Linked DNA regions of Homo sapiens: region 2 is linked to region 1. A link is a loop called in an ENCODE intact Hi-C map of the cell type or tissue named here. Cell type or tissue: adrenal gland. All regions are shown on one strand. Each heading gives the region's core, and the rest is flanking DNA. Links, peaks and the distances in the headings are about the cores only.

What was found. A loop is a pair of places that touch in the nucleus more often than their neighbours do. Peaks named below come from ENCODE experiments on the same cell type or tissue, not always from the same donor. Only the 100,000 strongest peaks of a DNase experiment are listed, where the experiment ranks them.
Region 2: a loop joins it to region 1, with 2.6 times the contacts of the local background. A loop is called at or near these places in 59 of 110 quality-filtered maps.

The regions. Positions count from the first base shown.
Region 1 is chr11:2,525,895-2,528,788 of GRCh38, forward strand. It overlaps KCNQ1 (potassium voltage-gated channel subfamily Q member 1), which reads left to right. Exons shown (of 16, transcript NM_000218.3): 2 at 2,034-2,124. Among named protein-coding and RNA genes, the nearest start is that of KCNQ1, 82 kb to the left of the region's middle. In adrenal gland, for the core only: a CTCF peak has its summit at 1,408; no DNase peak of the experiment used is centred there; H3K27ac peaks cover 2,500 bases.
Region 2 is chr11:2,313,706-2,316,599 of GRCh38, forward strand. It overlaps TSPAN32 (tetraspanin 32), which reads left to right. Exons shown (of 10, transcript NM_139022.3): 5 at 1-50; 6 at 780-866; 7 at 2,524-2,607; 8 at 2,871-2,894. It overlaps LOC124902612 (a long non-coding RNA gene), which reads right to left and starts at 782. Exons shown (of 2, transcript XR_007062552.1): 1 at 685-782; 2 at 1-98. In adrenal gland, for the core only: no CTCF peak of the experiment used is centred there; DNase peaks (open chromatin) are centred at 1,299 and 1,396; H3K27ac peaks cover 1,341 bases.

The DNA of each region.
Region 1 (2,894 bases), core at 264-2,763:
CAGCCCCACTCTTGGGGTGCTCATGGTCTAGGGGGTGGACAACAGACTCTGGTCCCAGCGATGATGCTTGAGTATAAAGGACACAGTTGGGGTGTTGTGGGGGCCAGGGTCAGACATCAGAGCTGGCCTCTGCCTATGAGACAGGGCCCGCTGGCAGGACCCTCAAGCTGGGCTTTTAGGCTGGGCAGCAGCAGGTGCACGGGCCCTGAGGTGGGCCGGGCTGGGCACAGTCAGGACTGGCAACAAGGGCCGGGAGGAGCTGGGGTGATCTGGGGCCATCGTGGTGTAAATACTGGGGCACGACATGGAGGGTTCACTGACTGGCTGGGTGTGTGGGCTGGGGGCGCCGAGGGTGGAGGTGGGCACTGTGGTCAGGGGGAGATGAGGATGGATGGGCAGGGTGCAGACAGGGGCTGGCTGGGTTCGGCTCTGCAGGTAGAGCTGACCGGTGTGGCAGGGACAGGGTGTCGGTGAGGCAGGTGGCTGAGGAAATGGTAGCTGCAGGTTTTGGCCCCAGTCCCAGCAGCGGGACTATGGCTGTGGGGAGGGAGGAACCCAGGGAGGGGGCCTGAGCAGGGTCTTTGGCTGAGTGAGCCCTCAAGGGCCTTTGGGTAGGGCTACCAGAGGCCAGGAAAGGATTGTCCTGTCCACAGGAGCTTGGGGAAGGGGGTGGGGGGCCAGAGCCCCACCTTCCCCAGAAACCTCCGTGCAGCAGGAGGATGAGCCGAGGCAGGCTGTGCTGGGAGGTAGCCTGTTTGTTGTGGGCTCTGGGGGCCTGGGGAGGGTGGGCTGGGCTGTCCACATCTGGACAGGTGGAAGAGGATGGGTTCTGGGTGGGGCTGACTTCAGGAGGCTGGATGAGAGGCAATGCAGGGGGCCTTCTGGCTGTCCTGGGGTGGGTTAGAAGCCACTCAGGATGGCAGGATCTCAGGGAGCGGAGGGAGCCTGGGGCACCCTATGCCAGGCAGAGGATCTATGCCGGGGCCCCCAGGGTCTGTGTGTGGCTTTCTCTGTTTGTGTCTCCCCTGGCCCTGGGGGCCATGTGGCCATCTCCTGGCTCTCCGGTCGCTGAGGATCCACGGGGGTCCCTGGAGTCTCCGGAGCCCGTGGGAATCCCCCTAGAGGCGGGAGGAAGGCCGGGCGGGCCCTGGAGGGTACGTTTGCAGTGGCAGCAGCTCCCTATCTTTATGGTTCCGGCGATCAGAGAAGGCGGCCCGTCTTTTCTCTGCGGGCCCACAGGCCCAGAACGTTGGCCCCAGGGTGGGGCTCTGTGCGCCTTCCCTTTCATGAGTTCTGTGGCTCGGCCTCGGGGCCTTGGAAAGGAGGAAGTGAAACTGGAGGAGAGCGGCCCACAGCCTGCCGCCTGGAGGCTCCTCTGGGAAGCAGACGCTTGGTGCAGGTGTCAGGACCCCCACCTGGCGGGCTGGCTTCTGTGCTGTGACCACCAACACCCCTGCCCTGGGCCCTGAACTCCTGGACAGGGGGCGTTGACTGCTCTCTGGAAGTGATTTGTAAAATCAGCTTTGTAGAGACGTAATTACACACTGCAGTTCATTTGTGGCTCTAGGGCCCTAAGTGGCTCTAGAATGTTCAGAGTTGTGTAGCCACCACCACCATCCACATCCAGAACGTTTAATTACCCCAAAAGAAAACCCCACGCCCACAGCAGTCCCGCCCTGGGGCAGCCACCAGCCTGCTTTCTGTTTCTGTGGCTCTGGCTGTCCAGGGCGTAGCCACACTGCAGGTGGTCAGCAGGTGGTCACCTGTCTGTGTCTGGCCTTGGCGCCATGTTTCTCGGACCCATCCACGTGGCAGCATGTGTTGGTGCTTCGTCCCTTCCCGTGGCGGGACGGCATCCCTCGTGCGGACCTACCTCTAGTGTGTGCTTACCAGCTAATGGATGACTGGGTTTTCGAAGCACTGTCTGTTCCTACCTGGGGGCGGGGCTGAGGCCAGGGGCCCCTCCACTCCCCAGGTGCATCTGTGGGATGGGCAGAGGCCGTGATGCTGACTGCCGTGTCCCTGTCTTGCAGCTTCCTCATCGTCCTGGTCTGCCTCATCTTCAGCGTGCTGTCCACCATCGAGCAGTATGCCGCCCTGGCCACGGGGACTCTCTTCTGGATGGTACGTAGCATCTGAGGGCATGGCTGGATGTCATGGCTGCCTTGGAAGCTGGCATCTCCCTGGCGCTGGGCCCCATAAGGTGGGGGGCAGAGCCACTCCCAGCCCCTTGCCCACACATTGGTCCTGCCCTGATACAGGGGGCACCTCCCCAGCCCCCACACTTGCCAAGTGACTTGGGATGTATGTGCCACAGGCGAGGGGGACCAAGGACTGAGGGGAACCTGGAGCTGGTGGTCTGAAAGGGCTTCCTGGAGGAGGGGCTTCCAGGCTGGGCTGGAAGGAAGGAAGGAGGAGGTAGGGTAGAGCTGGTGTGGCCAGCAAAGGCCTGCCCGAGCCTTCGTGTCCCTGGGGTCTGGGTGACTCTGTTCCTGGGTTATGGCTGGCACACAGGCCCTGCTGGTGTCCCAGCAGCAGCCCCCACCCCAGGCACCTGGATGGTCCCTTCCATTGGCCTGAGCGGTGTCTGTGCCATTTCTGCCAGGCAGGTGCTGAGAGCAGGGCAGGGCAGGCTCATAGCCTGGTGGGAAACCCCAAAGTTGATCTGGCCGTGAGGCTGCCTGGAAGGTGGGGTGCAGGGGGCCAGCTGTGTCTGGAGCCCACGGGGTCCCCACGGAAGCCACCTGAATGTGGGCCGTGAGCAGCAGGACTCTGGCAGGACTGGGTCTAGCACCTCTCCGTGGCCAGGCTTTTGTGTTTTCCTGTCTTGTCGTGGAATAGTTCTAGTATCTACAAAGGAAGAGAGTGTCACGACTCAGCTCCCGGCATGCACA
Region 2 (2,894 bases), core at 90-2,589, 210 kb before region 1:
AAGGTACGTCCCACGTCCGGCGGCAGGAGCTGGCGGCCATCCAGGACGTGGTGAGCGTGGGGACGGCTGGGTGGCAGGGCGGTCAGCTTCTGCTTGGACTGCAGTTCAGAGAACAGGCGCAGGGTGGCCAGTGAGAGGTCTGGCCAGGCACCGAGGGGGTTCCAGGACACAGGCCAGAGTTGCCCCTCAGGGCTGGGGGCAAAAAGCTCCCACCCTCTGTCTGCCCAGGACAAGGCCGCCTACCAGATTCTCGAGGCCCAGTGCAAAACGAGAGGGCAGGGCCCTGTATTCAGAAACACTGAAGGATTTCAAGAGCATTAAAGCAAATACGGGGCCGAACATAGTGGCTCACACCTGTAATCCCAGCACTTTGGGAGGAGGTTGAGGCAGGTGAATTGCTTGAGCCCAGGAGTTCGAGACCAGCCTGAGCAACATAGGGAGACCTTGTCTCTACTTTAAAAAAAAAAAAAAAAGAAAAGAAAAAATAAAAGCACATACAGCGCACAGGCCCTGTGAACAGGGCGGGGAAGCTGCCTGGCTCCAGCAGGTGTTCTGTCACCAGCAGGCAGGCAGCGCAGCTTGAGAGAGCTCCCCTTACCAGGGCCCGGCTGTGCAATGGCTGGAGCCCCAGCAGAAGCAGCTGCAATACCAGTAGCCCCAGCCCTGGCCTGCAGGGAACCCCACCTGGATACTTGTGGTGCCTCAGTTTCCCCATATGTGCTGCCCGCCTCCTGGGGTCTCGGGAGCACATCACCACTCCCTCCCTTCTGTTCCTGTAGTTTCTGTGCTGTGGGAAGAAGTCTCCTTTCAGCCGTCTGGGGAGCACAGAGGCTGACCTGTGTCAGGGAGAGGAGGCGGCGAGAGAGGTGAGGGGGGGACCTGGATGCTGGCCAGGCAAGACCCTCGGGGGCTGGACACCCTGGGGCCCAACCCCAAGACCCAGGGCCATCCTCCCACCCCACCCCTTGGCCTCCCCAGACCCTTGGGAACTGCCGCTGAAGGGCTCAGGGAAGGTTCTGATGTGATCGGAGGCTAGTTAGGGTTCATGGTACGCCAAGCCCATTGGGTGGCCAGGCTGGGCTCAAGACATAAACACAGGCCCCTTTGCCCAGCTGGACGCAGGCCCCATGCGCCATTCACTCCTTCAAGCCAGTTCCAGCCTGGGGACTTCCCAAGGCCAGCTAAGTCCACAGAAGCCTCTTGGAGTGCACCCATGAGGGCTCTGTGCCAAGGGCTGCAGGGCTGGTGTGGTGGGCTCTGTCTAGGGGGAAGGGTGCAGGCGTCCTGGGGGGCATCAGAAGGAGTTGAAGGGCACTCAGAGGAGAAGAAGTAGGCCAGGGTGTGGCCAGGGCTTCAGCAACAACAGAGCGGGGCCCGAGGCCAGGAAGCCTTTCCTCCCCAGGGCCCTGGGAGAGACTGGGCCCTCCTCTCTTTCTCCTGGTGCCCGGCAGCCCTCCCCCAGCCCACCCTGCCCCCTCCCTGCTCCCCTCCCCGCTCCCCTCCCCTACTGTCCTGGAAACAAACCCACCCTATCTCACAGTGGGAGGCACCTGGCGACCCTCCAAGAAACAGAGGGGAGGAGAGCAAATGGCTGGAGGCCTGGTGAGGGGTGGAGCCACAGCCAAGGCTCTGAGGGCAGAAGGGCTGGCGCTGAGGATGGTGCTGGGGAGGGACCAGCGGCATTGGGGGCAGGGCTAACAGTCAGGACCCCTGTGCCACCCAAGGAGAGACTGAAAAGGCCCCCGACTGAAAAGCAGGAGCGAGGGCCTGCCTCGAGCACCCTTGGGATGGCAGGGCCATGGGCCCGACTGCAAAGCCTCCTGGGGAGCCGGAAGAGCCAGCACAGGCGGCAGGCACGGAGCCACCCAGATGGGCTGGCATGGGCGGGAGGGAGGCAGACCTGCCTGCGGGGGACAGGAGGGTGAGCCCTGAGACCCTGCGGAGGCCTCCACAGGCCGCCCCAGTTGCCATCATCTCCAGGGTTCAGAGACAGGCCTGCCACCTCCCTTTTCTGAAAAGATGCCTCTGGGTGCCATGCCCTGGGGTGGCACTGGAAGCCTGGGATGGAACCAGGAAGCTGGGACTGTGCGGGGACCCCCCTCACACCCCTCCACCAGCTGGCTTCCTGCCCTCCCTGTTAGCCATCACCCTCTGGTCACCAAGGTGCTGTGCCCGGCCCTGGGCTGGATGCTGGGAACCCAGAGTGAATTCGAAGTGGCCCGGCCCAGGGGAGCCAACGTGTGGCCCAACATGGACGCTCAGGACAGCTGGGAGACGGCACCGGCCGGGCCCAGGGCAGTGCCAGAGTGCCCACAGAGGCCAGCCCTGTCCCACTGGGCTTCACCTGCTCGTGCTGCCTTTCCCTAGAGCCCTGGGGGCTTCCTAGGAATGTGCCGCACCCGCCGCCCTGCTGCCCTGGCATTGGCCTAGGTGGGCGCTGCAGCTCCATGGCCCCACAGAGGCCGCTTGTCCAGGCAGGGAGGGCCGCTCAGGGCGGGTACCATGCCTGCTGCCCTCTCACAGGACTGCCTTCAGGGCATCCGGAGCTTCCTGAGGACACACCAGCAGGTCGCCTCCAGCCTGACCAGCATCGGCCTGGCCCTCACGGTACCCTCTCGCCTCCCTCACTGCCCCTTCCCACCTCCTGCCCCTCAGCCTGCCCAGCCCCCGACTCAGATGGAAGGGTGACCCGGGACAGGATCTCTGGTCTTGAGCCTCACTGGCTGCCAACCTCAGGGAGCTGCTCTGGTGTGACAGGGCCTGCCTCCTACAGCTGGGCCGCCCCCTTACACTGCAGAGTCCTGATGCTTCCTGGGGAGGGGCGCCCGCACCCTGGGGCAGTGGGGCAGCCGCGGGTGTCTCCCTCCCAGGTGTCCGCCTTGCTCTTCAGCTCC